Linked DNA regions of Mus musculus: region 2 is linked to region 1. The links are chromatin loops, found by intact Hi-C in ENCODE. Cell type or tissue: heart. All regions are shown on one strand. Links, peaks and the distances in the headings refer to the core of each region. The heading gives the core; the rest is flanking DNA.

What was found. Peaks named below come from ENCODE experiments on the same cell type or tissue, not always from the same donor. Only the 100,000 strongest peaks of a DNase experiment are listed, where the experiment ranks them.
Region 2: it touches region 1 in a loop (2.6-fold over the local background); 11 of 42 quality-filtered maps call a loop at or near these places.

Annotation. Positions count from the first base shown.
Region 1 is chr1:87,404,551-87,409,924 of GRCm38, forward strand. Gigyf2 (GRB10 interacting GYF protein 2) reads left to right here. Exons shown (of 29, transcript NM_146112.4): 10 at 2,434-2,651; 11 at 2,743-2,905; 12 at 2,985-3,173. Among named protein-coding and RNA genes, the nearest start is that of Kcnj13, 13 kb to the left of the region's middle. In heart, for the core only: no CTCF peak of the experiment used is centred there; no DNase peak of the experiment used is centred there.
Region 2 is chr1:87,244,050-87,249,423 of GRCm38, forward strand. No RefSeq gene overlaps it. Among named protein-coding and RNA genes, the nearest start is that of Efhd1, 18 kb to the right of the region's middle. In heart, for the core only: a CTCF peak has its summit at 2,318 (motif pointing right); a DNase peak (open chromatin) is centred at 2,312; H3K4me3 peaks cover 626 bases.

The DNA.
Region 1 (5,374 bases), core at 213-5,212:
CTTGAGTTGTGGGGTCACACAGACAGAAAAGTGTGTCTGCCCTATGAAGCATAATATTAGCTATATGCCAGAGAAGCTTACCTTGGTAGTAGGTGGTAGTGAGTACTATAAATCAATGTAAGTATTTTCCTCTTTTAAGAGTCAAGTTGTTAGTCAAACCTCTAACCTAGTCAACATACAGTAGCAAGCTTTTAGTTTGTTATCAAGAGGTATGTAGATAGAGGCATTATGCAATTAACCAAAAACCTGATGATTATACCAGTTCTTCAGAGATGCATCTTAGGAGGCAGATTTTTTTGTCATGAGTGGGCATTGTTTATATCATAGGATCTAGGCAGTTATCCTTAGTCTGTATCTAGGCAACTACACGTCATAATTCTCTTCAAGGCATTGCAGCATCTTGTGCTGAGTTTGTCTGTAGGGAGAAGTGTTGTAGACTTATGTTCCCAACAAGCATTCAGTGAAGAATGGACAGAATCTGGGCTGAAGGAGAAGAGAAATTCCAGCTAGTCAAAAACAAACAAGGTGAATGTTTTGGAAGGTGACTGGTGCTTCTGGGCCCATGTGTGTGATGTTGATTCTGTTGAAGGGAGTTAGGTCAGCTTTTAGTGCCATTTTCTGCTGTTGTACTCCCAACAGCTTAGAATTTCACATAGTGTTTTCCTCATCTTTCCTAAATCTTTCTCCTTCAGTTTTGTCTTTCATATTAGTTTTGCTGTCAGCTTCACAATCCATTCCTGCTCCCCCGTCCATGTATTTTTAAAAGATGCTTTAGGGGATAAAGATAAAATCGATCTAGAGGAAACAAACAAACAAACAAAAAACCAAAGATTTGTGCTGTTTTTTGTTTGTTTTAAAGAATACATTTTGCTTTTAAGTCTGGCGTGTTTTGTCTAATCACTTAGGTGTGATAGGCTAACATCTACCTTTTAGGTTATAGTAAATCTTTTATTCGAATTGGAATAAAAATTTTAAATACAATATTTTAGACTGATTTATCCAATGAGATACCCTCACTTTATTCTAGATCAAAAAGCCCATAAAGCTGAGGTTACCCGTGATGAGTCGTCTGCCTCACTTGCTACATTTAGTTTCCTGAGCAAGATTTTGCTAACTCTTGGTAAAACGGCTTCCGAGATGTAGTTTTACTAAAGCAGGGCTCACAGCTGGATATAGCTAGAGATAGGGCTCAGAGAACAGGGAAGCCTCCACTCTGGGAGATGAACTTAGGAAACTCAGTAAGAGGGAAACAGGAGCTGAGTGCCTAGAAGGATAGATTCCTATCTGTGTGCATACTTAGACTGCTTAGAAACGATAGCAGTGGGATCCAACATTTGATCATCAAGACTTCTTTTGATGGCTCTAGGCTTACATTTAAACAATGTGTATGTAAAATTCTGAGTTCTCAGGTAGTAAATGTTTTACATATCAGGCGTTGTCTTTTTGAACATCCTATGTTTTTGTCTGTATTTGGCACCTTAATGTTTTCCACAGTATTTTTTTTTTTTTTAAGATTGATAGTTTTAGCAAATTTGACCTCAGGAATGAGAGCATTTCACTTTGGCCTCATTTCTTTCTTGTATCCTTTAACAGAGTAAGAGTCAAAACTAGAAAACTCATAGGTTAAAAACCATTTTTCTTTTTATGACTCTTTTAGATGTGGGTTGGGCAGATGTAGCAAGAACTTCCCTTTTCCTTTCAGAAGAGTACTTCTGAAAAATGAGCAGGGCAGTCCTTTTCTGTTGGGAAAGTAGATTTGGTAAATAGTATGCTGGGGTGGATTTAGGAATGCCCCTGGGGATGTTAGGAAGAAGTAAGAGCTGAGGAAGAAGGTGGAAGGGGAGGAAACTTACTCCTGTGGGCAAGCAGCACAGGATGCAGGACTGAACACTCTGCTTTGCCACATCAAACCTCTTACATCATACTCTATCTGTCATGTAATTTCATGAATTTTTTGTTGTTGTTTATAATCAGAATTATAAGTGAAAACTCAGCACTAGTAATTAGGCACAGTAAGTTTGATGTTAGTTAACACAGGGAACTGATATACTTTATAGAATGATGCTTTTGTGGTAAGAAAGGAACTGCTTTAATACCAAAGAGAAAGCATAAGTAACAGCCAGGGAGTGCACTTTGGGTACGAGTAGACCACACAATTAATCAATGCTCATTGATTGCCTAATTATTCCAAGTATCCTTTCAGTGTGCTTTGTTCCAAATTTATCTTGTAAAGCTCAACTTAGTAACATGCCACGATACTGTGAAGGTAAATACTGTGAGTGCTCTGAGCTCTGAGCTCAGTTCACCCTGTTTCTCTTCAGGAGATTGACCATTACAGCTCATAGCCATCTTTTTTTTTTTCCCCCTATAATTTTCTTTTCCCAATACTGTCATAACCCTTTCCTAAGGTTTCTGTCTTCCTCCTCAACTCAGATGGCCCTCGTTCTACAGGCTGGCGGGAACACATGGAACGCCGTCGGAGGTTTGAGTTTGATTTTCGAGACCGAGATGATGAGCGTGGTTACCGAAGGGTGCGCTCTGGCAGTGGGAGCATAGATGACGACAGGGATAGCTTGCCGGAGTGGTGCTTAGAGGATGCTGAGGAAGAAATGGGCACGTTTGACTCTTCTGGGGCATTCCTCTCTCTAAAAGTAAGAAGACTGTTTTAAATACCGTGATAGCCCTGACCTCACACCAAAACCAAATATGCTGATAAACTTTGGTTTTATTTCCTTGCTACAGAAAGTGCAGAAAGAACCTATTCCTGAAGAGCAGGAAATGGACTTTAGGCCTGTGGAGGAGGGAGAGGAGCGCTCTGACTCTGACAGCAGCCATAACGAAGAGGCCAAAGAACCGGATAAGACAAACCGAAGAGAGGGGGAGAAAACAGACAGAGCAGGGGCTGGTGAGAGCCATTTTTGTCTTCCCGCACAACCTTAAACAAAAACCTTCCTGAATTCATTTATGATTACTTTGTGTTCCAGAAGCTAGTGAGGAAGTACCTCAGACGTCATTGTCATCTGCTAGACCAGGTACCCCTTCAGATCATCAGCCTCAAGAAGCCACACAGTTTGAGAGGAAAGATGAACCCAAAGCTGAACAAGTGGAAAAGGCTGAAGAAGAGAATCGGTCAGAAAATAGTCTCTCAGCCAAGGTCCCCAGCAGAGGGGATGGTATGTGTTTGTGAGAGTGGACACTAACGTGGGATTTTCTGAGACCAGTAGTCACTAATGTGACTGCTTTTACTTAACACCATGGAACTGTTTCCAGGAAATGAATTATTAGAATAAGTACCAGTACCAGAAAATGCAAGCAAATGTTTTCCCCATGTCTCCAGATCAAAATTCATGAGAGAAGGGTTAAAATCTGCAGGAGTGAGAATAAGAGCTTTACTTCCTAAGGCACTAGAGCTGTCTCGACTGCACTTACACGTTTGTTTAGGATCATTGTTTGGAAGCCCATAGCAGAAGTTGCCTTCCTTCTTCTAGTATCATATATTTAAGCTCACACCAAAATGCCACTGTCCCAGGGGAATAGAAGGAGCACTTGGGACAGTCTGGAAGCCCTTTATCACCTTTGCTAGATAGCAAGGCTTTACAGATCTTCTCTAGTATTAACTATATTTGTTTGAATGGCTCATACACCTTAAGAGCACCATTGTTGTATATTTATGTGATTATTTTTGAAAAGAGTTAAAATTGCATTATAATACAATGTTGAAGGACTGTTGGACTCAGTCACCATAATAGTCTGCCCTTGGTAACACAGCCTGCCTTCTTGGTGGGATCTCACAAGTGGCCCCTTTGCAGTTTCAGCATGAGCCACTTTTATTCCCCCACGATGGACTCACCATCCTGAAAATGTTGTAGGCCTTGATTTGTGCCCTGTTTTTTGTGTTATGCTTCTCTACAATCCCTCCTAGTTCAGCTGTAAATAAGACTTACTATTAGTAGGCCCTTGGGATGTTTCAGGAAAACCTTGAAATAGGAAGTAGAATTTAGAGGTATAGATACAGCTGGGTCCATTGAGAAAAGGTTGTAATGTACCTACAGGTAGAAATTAGAAGCTAGCTTCCAAGGATCACTTTTCTCATTCAACCATGTAGGTTCCAGAAATTGAGCTTAGACTGTTAAGTTTATTTAGTTAGCACCCACAAAACACTAAGCCATCTTGGGGTTCCCTCGGGCCACCTTCAACCCTTATAAAACATAGGTACTACGTGTGCTAAGCAGATTGGTAGAAAATGTTGGAACTTAGATTTGATAGCTGTGTATGGTATCTTATGACACACGTGACCTGCTGAACTTCTGAGTAGACACAATGAGGCAGGCAAAGCCCATGTAAAATGAGGTAGTGGCAGATGAGATTTTAGTTAGAAATTGACAGACTTTAGGTACATCAGGGTGGAACAGAGGTAGAGATAGTCAAAGTAGTTCAGAAGATTAGGTACTTGAGAACGAGTGGCAGTTGAGTCCGTTTGAGAAGGAATGATTAAATTCAGTTTTGAACATTGGCTGTGAACCATGAAGAAGAATGAGAGTTGACTAGAAAAAAAACTCGTAAGTGAGGGGACTCTAGTTGAATGGGTGTAGTTTAGGACCATGGAGATAATAAATCCAACGAGCTTTGTCTTTTGTGATAGCACAGGCCTGTAACCCTAGCAATTGGGAAGTGGAGGCAGGAGGATGGAGAGTTAGAGGCCAACATGGGCCAAGGAGTAAGGCTGCCTCAAAAACAAAATAAAGAGCATAATAACAAAACGATACAATTGGTAGGGATGAGGAAAAGAAAGAGAACCTTGGGTGATTTTTAGTTTAGGGGAGAAACCAGAGAGAGCCCAAAGTAGAGCCTAGAAGAGTAGAGTGCAGGGAGGAGAGCAATTCTGGCTTGAGAACATCAGCTGCCGTGGAGCTCTGCAAGGGGAAGGTGTTGCACCTGGCAGGTGGCTGTCACTGGGTATCTTTGAGAGGTCCTGTCCATAGAGTGGACAGGCAGGGGGTGACGACACAGAAGCGTGTAGAGACTGAACTTTAGAACAGTTAGGGAGCACTTGAAGAGGAGCAAACATTTGAAGTGGCTTGTTAGGATTGAACAATAGAGGCTTTAAAGGAGAAACTTCAATTTGATTTAGTTACATGGTTTTCCACACTTACTTTAGGAGCCTACATACGGAGAGGTTAGAACTAGGAGCCAAGGTGAGGGTGGAGCAATAGCTCATTAGTTTAAGCACAGGCTGGCTGCTCTTCCAGAGGACCTGGGCTTAATTCCCAGCATCCTCATGGCCTCTCACAGCTGTCCACAACTCCAGTTCGAGGGGATTTAACACTCTCACACAGACATGAATGCAGACAAAACACCAATGCACATAAAATTT
Region 2 (5,374 bases), core at 75-5,074, 160 kb before region 1:
TTGATCTTCCAGAAGACCAGGATTTGGTTCCCAGCACCTATATGGTGGATCACAGCCATCTATAACTCCAGTTCCAGGCAATTTATTGGCCTCCTCTGTCTCCTAGGGTACCAGGCATGCACTTGGTAGACAGACAGACAGAACATGCATCACAAATCTTTAAAATGTTTTAAATCAGTTTTTTTAAAATACTGTTTCATGTTAGCCTAGTCAAGGAAATTCTTCACAGATGTGCCCGAAGGCCTGTCTCCCGGGTGAGTCCCTGACAACTTTTAACCGTCGCTATGACCAGATGGTAGTGAAGTCATCCAGGGACCATGCTAGCTTTTCTAATCGTTGTCATGGCTCCAGTATGAATCCTTTCTGTGTGAACAAAGACCGAGCCATCAAAGGGTCAGATACTCGGTGACACAGATCCCGAGTCCTGCGGCCACAGATGGAAAGAAGCCCTTAAGGTGTATGCCACAAAAATGCCCCCTTGCTTCACTGTGCTTGTTTCTTGAGCTGAGAGTAGCTGTTCCAAGAGTGTTTAAAGCCTACACTAAGGTCTAGACAGTGTTGTACACCTGCTAGACAGTGGTGACAGTGGGACCATTCTGAGGGCCTGCTTTCTGTGGTTTTGTCTTGCACTTTTAAAAAATATTTATTTGTAGGTTGAGTTCAATAGTGCATAGATTTAATCCTAGCACCCAGAAGGCAGAGGCAGGTGGATCTTGTGAGTTTGAGGCCAGCCAGTTCTCCGTATCACATCCAAGACAGCCAGAGCTGCATAATAAACTCTCCCATAAAGCAAACATTCATAGGTGTGCACCCCTGACCACACATGTAGAAGCCAGAGGCCCATGCTGTGTGTCTTCTTTAGTTACTCCCACTTTTATTATCATCAGCATTAATTGACAGGGTCTCTTTGTAACCCTGGATGTCCTGGAACACTATGTAGACAAGGCTGTCCTTGAACGCTCGGTGATCCTCCTGCTTCAACATCCCAGCTCCTGGGAGGAGAGAAGACCTTGGCAACAAGGGTCACGAGCAAGGGAAGACCAACTGTAGTGTTCACAGGAGTGGAGAAGTGCTCGAGTTCCCAGTGGCCAGAGTCAGTCTTGATTTAACTGCAGAGATGGGGGCCAGTTCCTGGTGCCACACCTTGAAAGTGAGGTGACGTTAGCCAAGAAGAGAAGGCCTTGCCTGGCCTGTTCTTCAAGGCTTGAATACAAGTCTTCAAAAGACTAGAGAAGTTTCCAATTGAGAGTTCAGCTTGCCATAAAAGCTCCGATGCTCTTTAAAGGCACATGGCATAGTCCACCTGCCAAAACCATAAATTTCACAGTGTTTGGTACCCAATAAAAATTCCTTGACATAGGAGGAGGAAGCAGAGAATGCCTTAGTCTGAAGAACAGACACTATAAATAGGCTCAACAAGGGCAAAGACTCCAAATTTCCATTTTAAATGAGTTTCCAACTAACATTCCCTAGTGAAGATTGGAACTAAAATCCCTCTTTTTGTCTCCTTGCTGTTGCCCCCTTCCTGTTCCCACCTAGCAGTGAGCTGTGGCCAGTGGCCCCCAAGAGTAGATCAGCCCTGCAAAGTGACCTTATCTTACCACACCAGGCCCCTTTGCCATTTCCAGTGTCACCTCCAGAAAGTCCTCCCTGGCCTCCTGTGAAACGTTCTTGCTGCCTTGTTTTTTGTTTTGTTTTGTTTTTCCTTCCTTGCCATTTATTTATTTATTTATTTATTTATTTATTTATTTTTTTAGATTTATTTATTTATTATATGTCAGTACACTGTAGCTGTCTTCAGACACTCCAGAAGAGGGCGTCAGATCTTGTTACAGATGGTTGTGAGCCACCATGTAAGGTTGCTGGGATTTGAACTCCAGACCTTCGGAAGAGCAGTCGGGTGCTCTTACCCACTGAGCCATCTCACCAGCCCCTCCTTGCCATTTATTGCAGTGCATGCTGAATTTGTGTGAGTCCTTAAAATCGTCTCTCTTAGAGAATATAAACTGGGGCCTGGTGTGCTCTTGAATCTCCGAGAGGAAGTAGCACCTGGTTCAGTCTTAGGTGAAGGAAGCATACAGTACGCCAGCCGGAAGCTCATTAGCTGCGGGAACAAATCATTCAGCAGCTGCTCTCCGCAGTCTTTCGTCAGGTCAGGAACTGTGGCGCAGAAGACATCGTCTTCAATGTGAGTCGTTCCCGGGGCACAAAATGCAAAGTGCAGCCTGTGCTCTTTAAAGCCCTTGGTCAATACTGCTGTCCAGGTTGGTTTTGGTCCTGTCTCCACTGGGTGCACGGTTATGCCCAGCTGCTTCCACTAGGGGGCACTCCAGGACCCCAGTTCCCGCAGGGTAGTGGGTTTGCTCTGTCTGTGCAGGTCAGTCTCCTAGAGAGAATGAAACACGAAATCTAGATAGCCTGCGACCCTCCCGACGAGCATAGTGACATGGATCTTACCTGTCCAAGGAAAAAGGTGGCTTCCTCACCTTAATCCTCTGCGTCCCAAGCCGGGTCTCCTGGAGAAATGAAGGGCAGGGTATGGCCCTGGGCATCCATGCCGACCCCTTTCCTTAAAGCAGGGGAACTCCAGCTCTCTCCATTCTCACAGAAGCAGGACCTATCACAATCTTCTCTCCTCTTCCCCTTGATCCTCCTCCTCCTCCTCCTCCTCTTTCTTTCCCTCTCCCTCTTCCCTCTCCTCCCTCCCTCTCCCTCTTCCCTCTCCTCCCTCCCTCTCCCTCTTCCCTCTCCTCCCTCCCTCTCCCTCTTCCCTCTCCTCCCTCTCCCTCTCCCTCTTCCCTCTTCCCTCTTCCCTCTCCCCCTCCTCCTCCCCCTCCCCCTCCCCCTCCCCCTCCCCCTCCCCCTCCCTCTCCCTCTCCCTCTCCCTCTCCCTCTCCCCTATGCCACCACTTTGGAAGGTATTTTTGGCTTTGCTAATTAAAAAATAACATTAGTTCAATGTTCTTTTGAGGCGCTGGGAGGCAAACCCAGAGGTTCAGTCATGCCAGGCAAATGCTTTATTACAAATGACACCCCAGCACCCCGAGTTTTGTTTTGTTTGCTTATTTACATGAAAGGAAACAGTAGAGTAATTTTGCAATTACCTGGGTAAAAGAGAGGAAAAAACCTCCTTTGCAGATTATAGAAAAGGAAAGTGATTGGAGGGAACTTCAAGAAGAAAAGCAGGAGGCTGGGCATGGTAGCGCATGCCTTTAGTCCCAGCACTCGGGAGGCAGAGGCAGGAGGATTTCTGAGTTCGAGGCCAGCCCGGTCTACAAAGTGAGTTCCAGGATAGCCAGGACTAAACAGAGAAACCCTGTCTTGAACCCCCTCCCCCCAAAAAAAGCAGGAAGTGCAGTGACGCATTCAAACATCTCATTATCGCGATACTAGCAAATGGATAGGACTGAACATTGGTCGGACCCTTAGGACATGGATATGACTGAATCTGTGCCATTAAATATTAGAGATGATGATGACCACAACAACGACCATGAAGGTTTTTCAAGACATAGTTTCCCTGTGGAAACCTCGCTGCCCTGGAACTAGATCTGTAGACGAGGCTGGCCTTGAACTCAGAGATATCAGCCTGCCTTTGCCTCCCAAATGCTAAGATTAAAGGCGTGTACCACCACCACCCAGTTAGAGATGATTTATTTTTTAAAGATTTAATTTTGCTTGTGTGTCCCTGTGCATATATGTTCTATGTGTCCAGGTCCCTGAGAAAGCCCGAAGAGAGCGTCGAATTCCCCAGAGCTGAGGTTATGGTTGTGAGCAGCCCGATGTGGGTGCTGGAAGAATACACCTAACCCACCGGCCGTCTCTCCAGCCCCCACCCCCAATTTATTTTTAAGTCTCAAGAGTCCGTTTAGGCAACAAGTTATTTGACATTGAACCCAAGGCTAAAAATCTGTTCTACCACTAAGCTAAACCATCAGCCTCTGTAAGCACACATGATAAACGGAGCGGAGAGTAAGTAAAATACACATTTTGGGACAGGGTGATGCTGGCTGGCCTCAACCCCAGAACCCTTGCCTCTGTCCCCCTAGTGCTGGGATTATAGGCCCACCCAGCATAAATTTTGACTTCAACCTTTTTGACTTTTCTCCTTTGTTGGATTTCTTTTCAGTGCCTGAGTGTGCCAGGCATTGTGTGTGATAGCGATCAGGGATCCAAGGTGAATTAACTAAGGTCCTCTGTGAGTTTTCCCCAGGAGGAGGGACTAATGTGACCCTCAGGGAGGGAGAGGGAGCAAGTCTTGGGCTTCTTTCTCCTTCCACTTTCCACTACTGACCTTCCCTCACTGCTGGGCCATGCATCTCCGTTGATGTGTGTTGTCATTCCCAAGACGGAAGCGCTCGCACCTGTGGGCATGGGCCCAAGGCTAGCAGTCATTTCCTGCGAGGGCTGGACATAGCAGAAAGCAAATGTTCACCATCAGGTGTCTTCCTGCAGTTCTTCAGCAGAAACACAACTCGGTGGGCCCAGCAACACCTATAGATGCCCCTGCAGGTGGGTCATGGGTCTGCCTCTCAAAAGAAAGACTTCATGCAGAACTGAGGGCACATGACTGATACAGCGTGGTCATTGCAATGGCACGCACGTCATCCACTCAACTGTCGGTTGATGAGATACTAGGGCCCAGAACACTGAGTGCCTCTCTTAACCCTCACACAGAGTGAGAACTCCAGAGATGGATGAAGTGGGGCTGAGCAGAGAGCCATCCACTCCCCGAGGGGAGAGGTCGGAGTGCTAAGGGTTTAGTTCTGAATCTCAAATGTGGGACATCAAAAAATAACAAGGGCCAGGCCGTGGTGGCCCATGCCTTTAATCCCAGCACTTGGGAGGCAGAGGCAGGCAGATCTCTGAGTTCGAGACCAGCCTGGTCTACATAGTGAGTGAGTTCCAGGACAGCCAGGGATACATGTCTTTTTCTTCTTCCCTTCCTTCCAGGACTGGAAGTTTAAAGAGTTACAGACAAGGTTGCACCACTATGCAGTGGTTTTTGTGTCTAAATATAATTGTCTTTTTATATATACTCCTGTGTGGTTTTTGTTTTCCAATTAATTTTTTCCCATATAGACTCATTATAAAAAGTCTGTAGGTGCCACCAGAGACCACCAAGGGCCAGGGAACAGGTTCCTGAGAAGTCACCAGCTTTGCAGGGTCCTGCTGTTAAGCCCCATTCAGCCCCAGCTCACAGAGAGGCTCTGGGTGCTCAGCAGGCAGAGGAAATTGAGAGAGCCTGAATGGTACCATCCAACAACCTGTTCCTGCCTGCTGGGTGTCCTGGGGCCTCAGGGAAGAACAGTATGGAGGCTGGAAAGATGGGGTTTGCTGCTCTTACACAGGATCTAGATTTGGTTTCCAGCAT